Regions from separate parts of the Mus musculus genome. Here region 2 is linked to region 1. Evidence: chromatin loops called from intact Hi-C (ENCODE). Cell type or tissue: heart. All regions are shown on one strand. Links, peaks and the distances in the headings refer to the core of each region. The heading gives the core; the rest is flanking DNA. Region 1 holds the start of Rhoj (ras homolog family member J). Region 2 overlaps Rhoj (ras homolog family member J).

What was found. A loop is a pair of places that touch in the nucleus more often than their neighbours do. Peaks named below come from ENCODE experiments on the same cell type or tissue, not always from the same donor. Only the 100,000 strongest peaks of a DNase experiment are listed, where the experiment ranks them.
Region 2: a loop joins it to region 1, with 2.5 times the contacts of the local background. A loop is called at or near these places in 3 of 42 quality-filtered maps.

Annotation. Positions count from the first base shown.
Region 1 is chr12:75,305,109-75,313,440 of GRCm38, forward strand. It overlaps Rhoj (ras homolog family member J), which reads left to right and starts at 3,205. Exons shown (of 5, transcript NM_023275.2): 1 at 3,205-3,893. The coding sequence starts at 3,716. In heart, for the core only: a CTCF peak has its summit at 3,111; DNase peaks (open chromatin) are centred at 3,093, 3,733, 4,813, 5,853 and 1 weaker place; H3K4me3 peaks cover 2,793 bases; H3K27ac peaks cover 2,378 bases; H3K27me3 peaks cover 3,807 bases.
Region 2 is chr12:75,386,289-75,394,620 of GRCm38, forward strand. Rhoj (ras homolog family member J) reads left to right here. Exons shown (of 5, transcript NM_023275.2): 3 at 5,391-5,555; 4 at 7,681-7,776. Among named protein-coding and RNA genes, the nearest start is that of Gm34613, 26 kb to the right of the region's middle. In heart, for the core only: a CTCF peak has its summit at 3,340 (motif pointing left); DNase peaks (open chromatin) are centred at 643, 1,133 and 1,743; H3K27me3 peaks cover 762 bases.

The DNA.
Region 1 (8,332 bases), core at 106-8,105:
TGTGTGTGTGTGTGAGTGTGAGTGTGACTGTGTGACTGTGTGTGTGTCTGTTTGAGCTGACATTTACAGAAATTCCTGTAAAACCAAAGCACAGTGAACAGGAATGAGCCAGGGGATTAAGGTCTGTTGGAAAAAGCAAAAAATATCACCCAACAAGATTTCACCATGTGCTGTTAAGTTTGGATAAACTTAGCGGTGAGGTAAACCAAATAATTAATGGTTTTGTAACCACCAGTCAATCATCTGCATGGCTCTAGACCCAAAAGTACAGACATCTGCCTACGAGCATGTTAGACAGCAGTCTTCATACCACTTCCAAACTCATATAGGCAAATGTTTAGAATGGAAGGACACTCTTGGTCATTCTACCTGGCCAACCATACACACCTCTATCGTTTCCTGAACCTGTAAGAACAATAGTAAAATTTTAAGATTCAGGTTCATGTAAGGGTTGTTGTTGTTGTCTCAGTCATCATTGCTGTTGCTTTAGACTTTCATTATGTTTGAGACAGGGTCTGACTATATAACCCTGACTGGCTTACATATAGTCAGGCTATAGACCAACTTTCCTTGAACTCAGAGATTCACCCCTTGAGTGCTGGACTTAAAGGAGTACCCCACCTGGCCCAGTTTTCATGGCAGTCTTGTTGTCTAAAGGTTTTAATATTAAAAATGATGTATTTTCATAGACAGTGTAATCCACTTAACAGTAAGTCTAAAATACTAAAATTTTATCTTCTTGTTATTTTTTAATAGAATACTCAAAACTTCCTTCTATAATTGTTACATTTTTGTTAAATGGTGATAAAACAACTTTATAGTGAGAAATACAGCCAACATTCTCCAGAGCTATAAGCCATTTGCCTTCCATATGTCTTCCAGCCTGGCATAAGTACCACTCCACAGATGAAGAGACACAGAACTAGCTTCTTGAAGTGTCTTAAAGGTCGCAGTACAAAGTCCGCATGACCATAAGAATGGACTTAACTGTCTGTGCCCCATGGTGCAAGATTTAGTTACACATGGAAATAGCAACCTCACCAAAAGCCTCTATAGCCGATATCTATAGTGTGCAGGTGTAGGTTCTGCCACTCTCAGCCTAAAGGCCAAGGAAGACCCTGCTCACAGCTCTGCCAACCACTGTATCATCACATTGTGCTCGGAAGATCCTGTTCACTTCCAAGCAGCAGGTTTGGGGGTCTTTTAAGTTTGGGGGAGAAGGGATGTTTGCACTGCCAATCAATCACCTTTTAACCTGCACAGGTTTGTGTGACTACCTCCTTCATCCTCAAAGCCTTCTATCAAAAGTATAACAGAAGTTTCTAAATTACAATTCCCTGCATACCCTGCGGTCCCCAGAAAGACTAACTGGAAATAAAATTACACCAACTACAGGCAACTGTGGGGGCCTTCACGTGCTTCACAACGGGGCTTCATATGATCCATTTACACTCCAAGTAGAGTCAAATAAGTGATCTCTGTCTGTCATTCAAGCTGTTCATCAGTGTGTGGTACTTCCCTCCCAGCTCAGGGTAGGATGATGCTTCTGACCCTTCAGTTGAGCCCCTATAAGCGTGCAACTTGTTCTGGCCAGGGAATGTTAGCAGAGGGTCACTTCCTAAAGAAAACAGAGCCAGAGTTTCTCCATGTCCATTTCCTCACCTGCCATGGTGTGCATGACAGTTCAATCAGCCCCAACCCTGAATAAAAAGAACAATGCTGTATACAAGATACACAGGAGGGGGGGAGGGGGAGGGGGAGGAGAAAAAGGAGGGAGGAGAAAAGGGAAGAGGAAGAGGAAAAGGAGGTGGAGGAGAAGGAAACGGAGGGTGCAGAGGAGAAGGAGGGGAGGAGAAGGGGAGGAGAAAAAGGAGGAGGAAAGGAAGGAAGGAGGAAAAGAAGAGGGAAGAGGAAAAGGAGGAGGAAGAAGAAGAAAGAAAGAGAGAGAGAGAGAGAGAGAGAAAGAAAGAAAGAAAGAACGAAAGGAAGGAAGGAAGGAAGGAAGGAAGGAAGGAAGGAAGGAAGGAAGGAAGGAAGAAAGAGAAAGTTATTTCGAATTCTGAACTTTGGGGATTATTGTTATGGTAACATAACATCCCTGATACACTCTATACCTAATTGAAATGTTTTTCTTTCATAGGAAAGAAATGTTGGGGCACCAAGCATCATGGCAAGTTTTACTCTATTCAAAACAGAAGAGGTGTGGACTCTGTACCTTGACAGCATGCACATGAGTTGTAGGTACCTAAGTTACTGACAGTCACTAAAGCTGACTTTTCCCCGTCCCGGCCACAGTGAAACCGCTCAAAGCCCTTAGATAATCTGCAATCTTCAAAATCTCATAGGAAAGCAAAGGGTTTTTTTTACTTTAACCCATTCGTCAAAATCATTTGTAGGTTCACGTTGTCCATTATCAAATGGGGCTTCGTTCTCAGGCACCAAACTGGCTGCTATGCGCCTGTGTCATTGAGGAGAGCTGGGCCTACCCAGGGGGAGATGATTCGAAGAAAAGGAGAAGCCTCTATGCATACACAGCATTAGAGACTCTAACCAAGCCAAAAGGCCACACTATGTGCCTCTCTCTCTCACTTCCAAAAGTGTGAGTCCTGAGCTCAGCATATCTGATTGAGCCCAATATCTGATTGATTTCCTCTGTTTAAAAAAAAATCATTGGGGTTGTTTTGGGGAGTCTGAAATGTATATTTGAGCATTGTGCTCAAACACAGACTTGTAAACTTGGTCACTCATAATATACCTACAACCTGCACAACGTTCCCCCCTCTTCAAAATCGTGTGACTCTGGAAGATTTCCTTCCTTGTTGCGGAAAAGAATTGCTTGAGATTCTCGTTTAAGGGAAAAAAAAACTGTCGATTTGAACTGGTGAGTCAGGGAGGGAGGATGACGTCATATGTTAGCCTGCAATCCCTATGAGGTCCTCTCAGCTCCCTCAAGCTCTCAAACTCAGTCCTCTCCCTAGTTTCCGCGGCAGACACTGCTCCCCGGGTTCCATCCTTTCTTCTTTGGCTTCTTCCCAGCCACAAGCCAGCAGCCTGGCTAGCTAGCAGGGGATAAAGCAGGAAGTTTGACAGCTTAAGCTGGCTGCAGGACCCCTAGTGTTTTCCCCTCTCCGTGTCCTGGCCTGGTTCCCCAGAAGTCCAAACACACGCACAGAGCCCCATTGTTGCCGCCTTCCCCGGCCCACTGATCCTAATATGGAATGCAGCAGGAAACCCACGATTTCCTGACACTCGGCAAGCTGGAGGAAGCGAGGGGGGGGAAACTCCGTTTAAAAGCCCTTCTCTCCTCCATATTAGTTGTGTGGTGGAAAACCGGGCAGGAGTTATCCAAATCCCACCGTGTCATTAGCCAGGCTGGGGATGGGGAGGGTAGAGTGAGATTCTCACGGGCTGCTGATATTTCTAGACTGCCAGGAAGTCCCGGGAAGTCTATGGACATGAGAGTTTCTTAACTCCAGCTCTACCCCCAACTCCACTTCTCCGTTGGGATTGGGAGAAAGGGACAGACCCTTTTCATCCCTCCTCCCAAGAGTGCCTTCCTTCTCCAGCATGGTGAGCTGCGGGGCTCGAGTGTGTCTGGGCTGTGCCTGGGAGAGCCCGGCCAGCCAGAGTCAGGCCGCCTGAGCTCCAGCCTGGGGCCGGTGCCACCGCTCCATGCACTGCAGAAGCCCCAGCAGCTGCTGCGGGAGCCGCCAACATGAGCTGCAGAGAGAGGACCGACAGCAGCTGCGGCTGCAATGGACATGAGGAGAACAGGATCCTGAAGTGCGTGGTGGTCGGGGACGGCGCGGTGGGGAAGACCTGCTTGCTGATGAGCTACGCCAACGACGCCTTCCCAGAGGAATACGTGCCCACTGTGTTTGACCACTACGCAGGTAGGAAAGCGTGGGGACCAACTCCGTCTAGATGAGCGGTGGGGTTCTGGGCACAGCTACCTAGCGTTCAGAGGGACCTGGCTTTCGCCAGAAAGTCACAGACTGATGTGGATCTGGCAGGTACCAGGTAACTCCATCAAGAATGGTGCTAGGATCCTGCGGAGACCCTGTACATCCATTCACATGCTTCTCCTATTGAAACAAATGTGCAATCCTGGGGAAATATCCTCCAGAAATGTTTCTCAACATTTTTGCCTAAACTTTCTTCAACTTTTCACGGTAATTATTTTTTTTTGAAGTGTAGTGTATTGCAAAATATTCCATTTTAAAAAAATCACCGCTAGACACATGGAAAGTGTTCTACTCTCTAAACTTTTTCTACTCCATGCTAGTCATGATCAAACGGCTAATAGAACCAGCTAATAAAACCTTCTTTTTTTTTTTTCCTGGATTACTTGGGGCTTAAATTTTGTACTTTCACTCTTCTGGGATGGTAGATAAGGAGAAAAGTGTCCCACGCTTTTAAATACTAAGTGGAAAATTAAGTAAAAGATGGCTATGTTTTTTAAAGTAAAAAATTCAAATGCAATTAAATCGTTTTCAACTATGTCCTGAAAAGACAAATTTGAGTATCTAGTATTTTAAACCGTGATCACCCCGATGCTGTAGTCACAACTTAATCCTTTCAGGGGAGTTTTAGTGTTTGAGGGTTTGAAGGTTTGTGGTGATGTCAGTCAGCATCATGCCTTGTTTCTTGACATAGCTGCCACCCCTAAGCTTCCCCTATGTGAACTGACCCGTTGCCTTGGACTTACTGTGGCCTCAGTTTTATAGTGCTTTTGAACACTTCGATCGATTGCCCTTGAGTTATCAGAGCTCTGGGGTCTGGTGGAAGGGAAATGTCTCTCTCTTCACCTTGGCTTGGGATCAGGATCAGCCTAAAGGAAGCCCTCACAGGAAGTCAGCCTGGAGCTCTGCTGTGTGGCCATTTGAAATCCTCCCTCCATAGGAAGCAGACGCTTGTCATCCTCTCTGGAGGGCTCCCCCCACCCCCATCTTCCCTTCCTTTTAAGTGGACCTATTTGCAGCAGTGGTACACAGCTGACAGGGGAGGGATTCGCAGCTGGCAAGGGCGTCCATTTCCTATTAGGTCTTTCACTCTGTAGAAATTACCTAGAAATTTGAAGACCAAATTCCTGAGCTTTTCTGAAAACATAGTGAGTTTGGCCAAGGAAGAACTTTTTAATGAGAACACAAAAAGACAAAAAGAGGTTTATCTTGAGGGGGAAAAATGTTGTAAAGTGCTTTGAGGAAGGGACTCTAATTCCGGTCCTGAAAAACATCATAGCAGAAATTATTTCTCCTGTGTCTTCTTCATGCTTGACAGGAAGGTGGCAAGTACTTTATTTCAGGAACTTTCTGATCAAAGACAGAACCGAAAATCTACTAAAAGGAAAGGCTCTTAGTGCCTGGGAAATTATGTCTCCAGATACCCGTCCTTCGGGTGAGCCAATCGAAGTGGTGTTGGGAAGAAAGACAAAACCATCTTTGGAAATAAAGCTAGCCTATGATGGAAAAAAACATTAGAGGTCAAACCAGCTGGACTTTGCTGGCACTGGGTTACTTTATGTTTCAATTATATGCACACTGGCTGGTGGTTGAGCACCAAAACCTCTCAAAGAAGTTTTAATACTTGAGTTTTTCAGGAACTAAACTGTATAATTTCAGCTTCCAAGAACTCACAGCCCCGAAACTCAGAGCAGTACTTTGTACACAGTAGACATTCCTGAACATGGTGACTTCCGTTTATTCTATATACTTCTTTCATACATGATATCTCACGTGCTATCCATGTGGTTAAAGCAGGGAAAGGCGTGAGCCACGCTCACACGAGAGACTCTTGAGTGCTGATTTCTATCCCAAGGACCCAGCCCTGCTCATACTTGCTCTGGCCGAGCATCAGCCCGTGGGCGGCCATCAGGGAGCAGATCAGTTCTAAAATAACCAAACGCCCCCTTTCGCATCTGGATCCAGTTTTCAGTTCCCTGGGTCCTACTGACCCACTCTGATAGAACAACAGGAAACACATCTGCCGTGTCTTTTGAAAAAAAAAAAACTGCAGTTGAAATCAAAGACAGCCTGTCTCTTAAAGATAGTTCACGAATGATGGTCCACGCCAGGAAAGTATGTAATGTAGTAGGACTGAGTACAACAATACCACATGACCTGGCTCTAATACTGCCTTCTCTGTCACTTACTCTGTGGCCTTGAGAAAGTTACTGAACCTCTTTGTGCCTCAGTTCTGAAAGGTAAAACCAGGGACCGTAAAGATATTGGAATTGTTTTTAAAAGTGAAATGAATTCATTCATATGTGTAAAGTTCTAGACCCCCAACACACAATGTTAGATGTGGGGGGGGCACATATCACATCAAAGTCTATACAAATAATACATACAGTGATTAAATCAAATTAAAATGTTACTAAAAGAGAAGAACTACAACCGGAGATAGAGGAGTATCCTGTAATGAAAGTACGGGGCAGGATAGGATGTATTATTGTCCTTATAAAATAGCCATCATGGAGGTAAGACCCAATGGCCCTGGCTATAGTAGTCACGGGATGTTAACGTAAGAGGTAAAAATACAAAAGTGATAGCAGAAAAAAAAACTGTAAAAAAAAAAAAAAAAAGGTTGAGGTTTTATTACTCCTGATTTGCCTGTCCTTCCAACCTACCAGAATCCCAAACTACCAGAATCCAAAAAAGCACACCAGTATACTAATTCTATATGGCGTTCCTGAATTGTCTGAGGAGGGTCCTTGATCTGTGTCCAGTCACCTCCAGAAATGTGTTTACGTCTCTAGGCGCAGTCCGCACCACCCTGTCATATTTTACTTCCTTACTCCCACCCCCGACCCCCGCAACCCCCTCTGTGCTGAGACTCCTTAAAGGAAGGTCATCTCCTGCCACATCTAGCTGGCATCTTGCCCCAGAGATGCTTTGATGGTTCGTGACTCTCCTTAAAACACATTCCTAGCTTGGCTTCTGAAGCACTTCCTCCCTTTACTGTCCCACCCCCTGGCAACGCTCTCCCCCATCTCCCAGTGGTAACAGTTCAGTCGTCAGTCCCTCGGCTCACTTCTCTGGTGAACCTTGGAACCTGGGTGTTAGTATCTACTTTCACAGCTTAAGATGCCATTGCTATACCACCAATTTCGTATTTGCATCTGCCGCCCCTCCCCAACAGCCTCAGAACACTCATCTGTATAACTGTACACATCCATTTATGTATCTAACAGGCCTCTCCAGCCAATGCTTCTTCAAGTCTCCCATCCACTCTTCCACCTCCCTTCCTCTCCATGTAAGAGCACTGCTGGTTTCTTCTGCCCAGTGACTGAGAACAAACACCAGTATCACCCATGACCCCTTGCTCCCTTTGATCCCTCCTCTTCCTCTCCATTCAAACAATTAGTTATCATCCCTTGCTCGTACATATGAGCTCAGCATTCACAGTGCACCAAGAACCAACCTTTGCCACTTGTCAGGACCTTTTATAGCCTTTTCTCCTATCCACACCACCATCATCTCTCATCCACACCAGCATAGTGGCCTCCCAACTCCCTCTTCTAACCCTGCCCACTGTGAGTCTCCACCCAGCTGACACAGAGCCATCCACAGTCCCAGCACCCCCATCCTTTCCTCCCAAACACATACTCCTCCTTTGCCACAGTGTACAAGGTCCTCTGACTTTGTCCCTGTTTTCTCTCTTCTAGTCCTCTATCAATTTTCTCGGTATTTCTTCTGTAACCACAGTAGCCCATCTTGCTATTTCTCATGGAAGACTCCTTAAATATGTGACATTCACTCTTACCCTGGCCCGACACTCCCTGCCCATATCTGACATAGTATTAATTGGCCACATAATTTAATCCATGTGTCTGTGCCATGTGTCTGTTCCTGTGTCCCCACACACACACACACACACACATACTCATACATGTGCATGTTCAAGTAAACACACACATACACATATACACGTGAGAGAGAGAGAGAGGGAGAGAGGGAGAGAGAGAGGGGGGGGAGAGGGAGAGAAGGAGAGGAGAGAGAGACCTCTTTTTCTGCTATACCGTCCTTGACCATATTTAATACTACTTAATGTTGTCTGTTTATTTCCTACCTTCAGCTTCTCAAAGCAGAGCTTGGGACATATTAGACTCTCAGTAGATGATCACTGAGTGACATGATTCTAAGCATTCACCTTCTTGTTCTCTCCAGCATTCGAGTCATCTCTAGTCCACTAAAGCTTTGGTGAACAGTACTAAAGGCATGGTTCTGTAGTAGAAGCCTTGCCACACATGCTCAGGCCTCAGTACCTGATCTTGTACTTGATCCCAAGCACCGGAAAAAAATAAAACTTTGACAAATATATAATGCCAGTC
Region 2 (8,332 bases), core at 111-8,110, 81 kb after region 1:
ATGGAAAAAAAAAAAAAAAAAAAAAAGTGTTGGTGGTGCACACCTGTAATCCCAGCACTCAGGAGGCAGAGGCAGGTGGGTCTCTGAGTTCCAGGCCAGCCTGGACTACAGAGCAGGTTCCAGGATAGCCAGGGCTACACAGAGAAAATCCTGTCTTAAAAAAAAAAAAAAAAAAAATCAAGCTAGTTTAGTAAGGGATTTACCCCTCAGTTTACCCAGCAAGCAACAGGGCATTCCTCCAGCTTAATCTATAATCTATTCATGTCAGGCCAGCTCACCTGTCTGACTCGGGCTCCTTGTCAAATATGAGTGACAGTTTCTCTGAAAGTGCTTCCTGCTCTCAGATCCCTGGCTCAGCTACTGGAAGAGACTCGGAGTTCTAAGATGTACTCCAAGCCCCGCTGGCTTGTTTGGCACATGCCATGAGAAAGCATGACGCCAGAATGGAGAGGATTGAGCCTAGCCTGAACTCACATGGCCTGTGGAAGAGTAGAGAGTTAGAGGGGTTTCCCAGGCCAATGTTCAGGGCGAGGTGTCCTCTGAGTCTGCAGCGGATCAGCCATGATGGTGAGGCATCTTACCCTCTTCTCCACGGACCCTCACCCAAACAAATGATAATGAGAAAAGCCTGCTCTTGGACCACACCTCGAGTAGGTGTCTCTCAAAGACAGCAAGCACTCGCAGAAGTAGCAACTAGCACCACTGCCAGAGCGGATGAATGTGGCCTGCTATTCACCTAAGCAGGTGCCCGTTTCTCATCAGAGTGAGCCCGAGTTCCCTGCACATGCGCCCCTCAACACATAAGGTGGCCTACACATTGTGTGAGGATGGTATCTCTCATCGCCAAATCACAGCCCAGGGCAGCTTAGCTGCCACCAACGACTGTGGGACCAGGAAGCGCTGGCCCAGCTCAAGGCTGCGACCACACAGCTTCACCAAGACCTGATCTGTGAAGCTCCTCTCTCCCCACCAGGGTTTCTTCTTCAGAGGCATGTGAGCCTGCAGGAGGGAAGTACAGCTGGGGCTCATTAATGGTAACCCCAGGTCCACTTGGAAGCACACAAGACTTCCTCTTTTGCCATTGGCTGAGCCAACAGGGCCATCTGGAGCACAGGGTCTGGCGTCAACACTTTATGGAAAGTTTGCCTAAACCCTCAGAATAAATGTTTTGCTCTCAATAAGCAACTCAAACTTTCTCACCCCGTGCATCTCAGCGTGGTTTCTAGGAGTGCGCTGTTTGGACTATGCTGCCCTTACAACGAGCTGTTGGTAAGAAGTAACTAAGGACCAATGGGTCCTTAGCTTTCCCAAGATTAGAAGAAAAAAAAAAAGATGAAAGGACGTTGACTAAAAGATGCAATCACAATTCACGAATATTCGGGTCTCATTACCACTTAGAGATCAGAAAAGTGAATTTCAGGGTCATCCCTGGTATCCAATGGGGATAGGGGTCGGGGTTCCAGGACCTGCAGCTGTTGCTGGCTTTGGATAAGGGATGGACCCTTCCACTCTATCATTTAAGCGCTGACTGTATTCAAAGCATCAATCCACATATTAAAGCATTGTATTCCCACAACCGAATGAACATTTTACACTTTACAGATAAAGAAACTGAGACAACAAGAACTCACAAACTACACCGAAGTAGTAGTGACGGGAGGGGTAGGGATTTGAATCCAGAGAATTCGTCTCCACCCTTCACGCTCTTGAGCAACATCCTGAGCTCCCGCCCTGTCCAGCTTTCCGAGACTAGCTGGACTTAGAATATGGAAACCAGAGCTGGTGCCGACAACCTGGGATAAATGGCAGGAAGCTCACAAACCAAAGGAAGCAGAATTCTACTCCCAGCCTCTTGGAGCGTGAAGCACCGGGCAGAACTCCGCGCTGCTTTCCTTACAACACAGACAGCAGGTCCTGGGCGCTTACCAGACATGCGCATTCTAGGCTTCGCACCAGACTCGTAGCTGAGGATGAGTTCCCAGGGATCCGAACTCAAGGGGAGCTAATGGCTTCATGGCTCCAGCACTGTCCCTTTGTGATGAACCTGCTCAAGAACATCTTTCGGGCCCTGGGAATTGACCAGTCTGTCCCACCTCTGTGCAAAGGGAAAACAGATACTCAAAAACCTACATGGCCCCTAATTCCTACCTACCCTACCTTAGCCCAAGTCCTCTTGTGTCCATCCTGGCCCTCCAAAGCACTATCTAGTGGTTTTTATGAGTTAACACACCATCTCTTCAGAAAACACCCAGGCACCGGTTACTCAGAGATGCAGTAGAAGGGTCCTCAGTGCCAAAAGGACCACTTAGCCCTTCCTCGCGGCTGATCGCACCATCTTCACACGTAACATAATCTACACTCCAAGTGTACTTCGCCACAAAACTCATTCAAGCCACCAGCAGGTATGGATTCAACCTCTTGACGTCACCAAGTTCTTTTTTATTAATTCTGCTTCTGCCATACTTCCTAGCCTCAGCCAACAACCAAGGGTGGCAAGCTCCCACCTGCCAGGCATAAACCTTCGTGGAAAGTAACTTTTCCTCTACCATCCTGTTGTTGGATGTTTGATTCTGAGAGCTGCAAGGTTGACGGCAGGAAGAAGGGAGTATGATAACCTGAGACCCTGAAACTGTTTTAGGCTGACTGGGGCATGTGGGGCTTGGATTCCCCAGGAACTTAAGCCTTAGATTTCTGAGACTCTAATGAGCTCTCAAGAGATACCTGTGCTGCTGGTCTGAGGACCATCCTTTGGAAGTTAGTGTAAGAATTCGGATGTAGAGGATCGCCTGGACTTGACATCGGAATTTTCCAGTTCGGTCAGATAAAAATACTCTGCCTTACCAGAGCAACTAAAGGGGGCAGAAGCCTCGGTTCCCATCCGTGGAACTGATATGTGTCTTTTCATTCTCATTCCCTGACTTGATTCCCGGTTCTTAACCTTTATACAGTTCCCGCAGCATCCTTGACAGAGCCACACGTCCAGTAAGTAATCAGTTCTTTTAAACAGACTGACACAGCAGAACTAAGTCCTACAGCAAAGAAATCTAGACTCCGGAGCACAGTGAAGCCCAGAAGCTGAAACCACCAGAAATCCCTGCAGAGGGGACCTGAGCAAATGAACACACCTCACCTCCCCGACTCTATCTTCTAAGCAGCATTTATTCAATGGCTAGCAAATCAAGGAGAAAATAAACACTATCAGTCAGACCACCAGTTATCAGCTCTTCCCTTGCCTGGCTAATCCAGGCTAATCGATTGTTTTGGTTTGGTTGTTGGGGATAGAGGGAGCAGAAGCATTGAGATTTTAAATATACAGTGTCTGCTGCCATCTTGTGGCAACTCGGGGCCAATGCACTTTGTAAAAAAGAATGCATCCCCGCAGTAATAGATTCCTAGATAGCCAATTAAAAAAAAAAAAATCTTAATCTGCCGTCTAAAGTCCCGAGACATGGCGATTACAGTCCCAAACAAAAGTCAGGTCAGGATGCACACATATCTCGATATTCAATAACTCAAGGTTGCATTGGTCCATTACGGACATCTCTACTTTGACCTCCTCTTCTGTGAAATGAAGGCTGAGGGTGCCATCTGTCTAGTGCTCCTGCGCGAACTCCAGGAGATAATACAGTCACTTCTTGTAATAACACCTGGTCCTTGGTAACGATCCCCAGACTCGAGCTCTGGTGGTGAAGATGACGGTGCTAAGCACAAATCAGCTGTCTCCGCTCCAGGCTCCACCCGACCAATCAGTACAGGATTCTTCTACGTCCAGTGCCCCAGAGATTCTGATTTTCTTGGAGGAGGAGGAGCTGCAGAAGCTGCTCGCTTAGAGGTCACTGTAAACCGCACGTTTTAAATTGTTTTAATTTTATTTTATTATTTTATTTGCATGGGTGTTTGTCTACAGGCTTGTCTGTGCAGTACTTAAATGTCTATGCCCCTGGTGTGCAGAAGAGGGCCCTGGAGTTACAGACCTTTGTGAGCTGTCATGTAGGTTTCTGGCCATCAAACCTGGGTCCTCTGGAAGAACAACCTAAACACTCAATAAGCCATCTTTCATCATCCCACATTCCTAAATCCCTAAATCCCACATTTTACGGTGAGTTGTCCTTTCTCATAAAATTAATTGCTGTGGACAGGGTATAGATAGAGGATGAGAAAAACCAATCAAACTGGCCCCGGATCCATTTGTGATGATCTGAGTGGAAAGACAAAATGGCAGAGTAACAAGTGATGTCTGAGATCCCGTCACTCGTGGATCTTAGCACGTGTAACGATTTTCTAAAAGTTCTCCATGCGGCCCTGAAGAAAGCCACCGAAGTCAAAGCCCACAGAAAAGCCGAGGGCTCATCGACAGGCTCGGTCTTGCAAGGTTTCCCTGTAATCACATGATCTTGGAATGGCTCAGAGGTCAGTGTTCCACAACACATACCCATATGTATAATGTATGTATTAACATGTCTAACTGTGTGATGTATGTAGCGTATGGACACATATATAAGAGGAAATGTTTAAGCACACATTACTATTATTTCTATTGGTTATGTGTTACTAAATTCTATTAAAATATAGAACGATTATTTATTGAATGTCCTAAAACTCCTTGGCCACTAAACACCTGGCATTTAACTTGACCACACTGTGGCACTGGGGTACATTAAGGAACAAGTCCCAAACATATTTCTTCAACAGAGGTAATCTCATTTGGCAACAATACTTGTTTTGTACTTTAGCTTACTCTCTGTGTTCAATTTAAAAACAATGTTTAATTGTTGAAGATATTCGTGGGCCAATGACCCACTAATTTAAATACATGTTCCAGACAATGCAACACCAGTGTCCCGGGAGACCTTTATCCCTCCTTGTACTGTCTACGTGGGGGAGTTTCTGAAGACACAGAAGCACAGTAGACAGGTTGTTGCTGGAGGGGCAGGAAGTGGGGAGATATCGGTCAAAGCACAAAGTTACCATTAGGCAGGAATGATAAATTCTAGAAGCTACCATTCACATACAGCTGGAAGGAAGGTGTGGTTATGTAATGGTTATGTGTTGGGAGGCGATTTTATGTGTTTTCATCGTTAAAAATCAATAACTCTGTGAGGAGATGGATTTGCTAACTCCCCCTATCTGTGGTGTAACAAAACATGATGGCTAGACCTTAAACTAATATACAGATAATTATAAAGGAGTGGGTAGACATTATGATGTAAAATTTGTATGTATAAATTTTACCCCAATCAAGCTGGTTGAGTCTTTTTAAGTTGATTGGAAATGGGCAATGTGTGATGAGCACAGCCGCTGCTACTGTGGTCTTTCCCTGCAAGAGTCCCAAGAACCACACAGAGGCTCTGCAAGCAACCTGCGCTAACGCTCCTCTGTTCTTCCCACAGGAGGATTACAACCAGCTGCGGCCACTCTCTTACCCCAACACAGATGTGTTTCTCATCTGCTTCTCTGTCGTAAACCCAGCCTCTTACCACAACGTTCAGGAGGAGTGGGTCCCGGAACTGAAGGACTGCATGCCTCATGTGCCTTATGTGCTCATCGGAACCCAGGTTGAAATGAGGGTGATGGAAGGGTGGGAGAGGGTGACCGAAGGTGTGAAAGAAAGGAGAACCCTGTATTCTATCAAACACCAGGACAGATGCTCAGACATATCGCATCGGTGAGGAGAAGTTCTGAAGGTGCGCAATTATATTTAATAGGAAGGAGAAAGTTTTGATCTGGCCTTTAAGATTATGCTCACAGCTTGTTTTCTAAATAACAAAATAATTATTTAACAGATACTCTTCCCAGCCCTGAATTGATTAATGAAACAAGAGCATCAATTGTACATACTCTCTGATCTTTTTTTTTTTTTTAAAGCTAAACACAATTGTTTCAATACAGCAAAATAGGTGTGTGGGTCCAAATGACCCTAGATTCAGACAGGGCATATCATGACAGGCCTCCCTGATGGCCCTGCTGGAGAAGAAAGGAACTCTCTGCTCGGAATTTCCATAGCTCCTTAGTCACCCAGGTATTAGGGATGTTAAAACACTCATATTTAAAAGCAACACGTATAAAGTGTCAAGGCCTTGAAAGCGTTTGGAAGCTGAGAAAGTTCCTCAGCTTGAATCTCCATCAATGAGCCTCTTGTCGGTTGAGGACTGTCTGAACTATTCGTTGTTCAAATGGCTTTAGTTCTTGGCTGTTTTAAAAATCTGCACTAGTGTTCTGATCTCAGGACCATACTATGGCTGCAGGGCTTTCTATCTGCTTCATACACTACTTTTGATTTCTTATTTTGAGTCCTATTTGACCAAGAGAAAAAAAAATTTTTTTTAAACCGTAAATGAAAGAAAGATGCTTTTTGAAAACAACATGGGCACATGGGAGTTATGTGTGTTCACTTAGATACAACATAGATCTCATTTATCTACACATCTGAGTACAAGTCACGTTTCCGCCCTGATAACTATTTGTTTAAATGAAGGTGGGTTCTTTTTTAACCTTCATTGCAAATATTAATACCTATCCATTACGAGAAAGCTAGATCACGCTGCCAAAATATGGAACTGGCCATTCAAAGCCCTCGCTGTGACTTGAGTCTGTTTAGACTAGTCACTAAGTAAAATGGTTAAGAAAAATAGAAAAACAAATGGCAACTTAAAACTATGACTTTGCATGGAGTCCTAGCGTGACCACACTGACTTCCCTCAGGAAGCAAGCCCTGTGGGCCCACATACACGGCAGTGTGTGACAGCAACTATAGCAAATAGTGGAGTGTCCAGTCTTTGAGCTGCTGCGCCCCTTGAGAGGTGCTCTACTGCTTCCCTTGGGAAACCCTTGGCTTCTCCTCACTGGGACTCCCCTGCAAGGCCTCCCTGTCCATTTGGTACCTGTTGAAAAGGTCTCACAGGTAGCAAATCTCCAACCCTTTGAAGGTCAAGATTTGATTGGGAGGTGGGGAGGAAAAAAAAAAACAATGGAGCCAAAGCCGCAAAAAATATTGTATAATAGGTAATATGAGTCACAGCCAAATGAGTAATCACCGAAAGGTACCCATGCCATTGGAGGATGTTCTCAGCACCCAGGGTAACTGCCACCCTGCTGTGTCCAAGTTAAAAAAAAAAAAAAGCTGGGCACATGACTTTAATTCCAGCACTTAGAAGGCAGAGGCAAGTGGATCTCTGTGAGTTCGAGGCCAGCCTGGTCTACAGAGTGAGTTCCAGGACATTCAGAGCTACACAGAGACAACCCTGTCTCAAACAATGAGAGAGGTGAGGAAGGAAGGGGAGGGGAGAGGAAGAGAGGAAGGGAGGGATGAAGGAAGGGAGGGAGAGGAGAAAAATCACTTCAAACTCTCAAACATGGCATCGGCGTGTATATTGTTTTCTTGGAGAATATCCAGCAACGCCAGAGAGGTTAAAGTGGGAAAAGGTCCTATATTATGTCTCCACTTAAAAGTAACTGATAAGGTCCAAAAACAGTTAACATATCTTTGTCCCAAACCGGTCGTGGTGGCGCACGCCTTTAATCCCAGTACTGGTGAGTCAGAGGCAGGCAGATTTCTGAGTTCCAGGCCAGCCTGATCTACAGAGTGAGTTCCAGGACAGCCAGGGCTATACAGAGAAACCCTGTCTCGATAAAACAAAACAAAAACAAAACAAAACAAAACAAAACATGTCTTTGTCCCAGATTGATCTCCGAGATGACCCCAAAACCTTGGCGCGTCTGCTGTACATGAAGGAGAAGCCCCTCACCTATGAGCACGGCGTGAAGCTGGCGAAAGCGGTATGATCGCGTTTGAATCGAGTGTTCAGGGATGGGTGAGCTAACCGAGGAAACACCTTGCCTTAAACTGCAAGGTGTTTCCGAGCTTCGTCCTTGTTCTACAAGAGCTAGAAGGAACCATTTTGGAGAGTGTTTCTGTCCGCCGGCCCCTTCTGTTTTTCATTAAGAAACTTCAAGAGTTTCAACAGCTAAGCATTTATCATTTTGCTCCAGCAGTGTCTAGACCATGGACTTGCCACATTTAGCATGAATTAAGGGGATCCATTAGACGTACATCTGTAAACCTCCCTGTTTATTATCAGTGTAACTCATCTAAATGACCCCACATGAGGTGTTTTGTGACTTTTTTTTTTCCAGGTAGAGAATTGGATTTGAAATCTGGCAAGGTTCTCTTTGTCTAATCCTTCTCTTCCTATAATAAATAGCCACTTAGTCTGGGGAGTGTTACGAACAGCATATGGAAATGTAACACACAGCAGAGGGTAACGGGGTGAGGAATCTAAGTGGCTGTCTGACAGAGCGAAGCTGGAATTACCCCCTCTGACCATTCTTCACT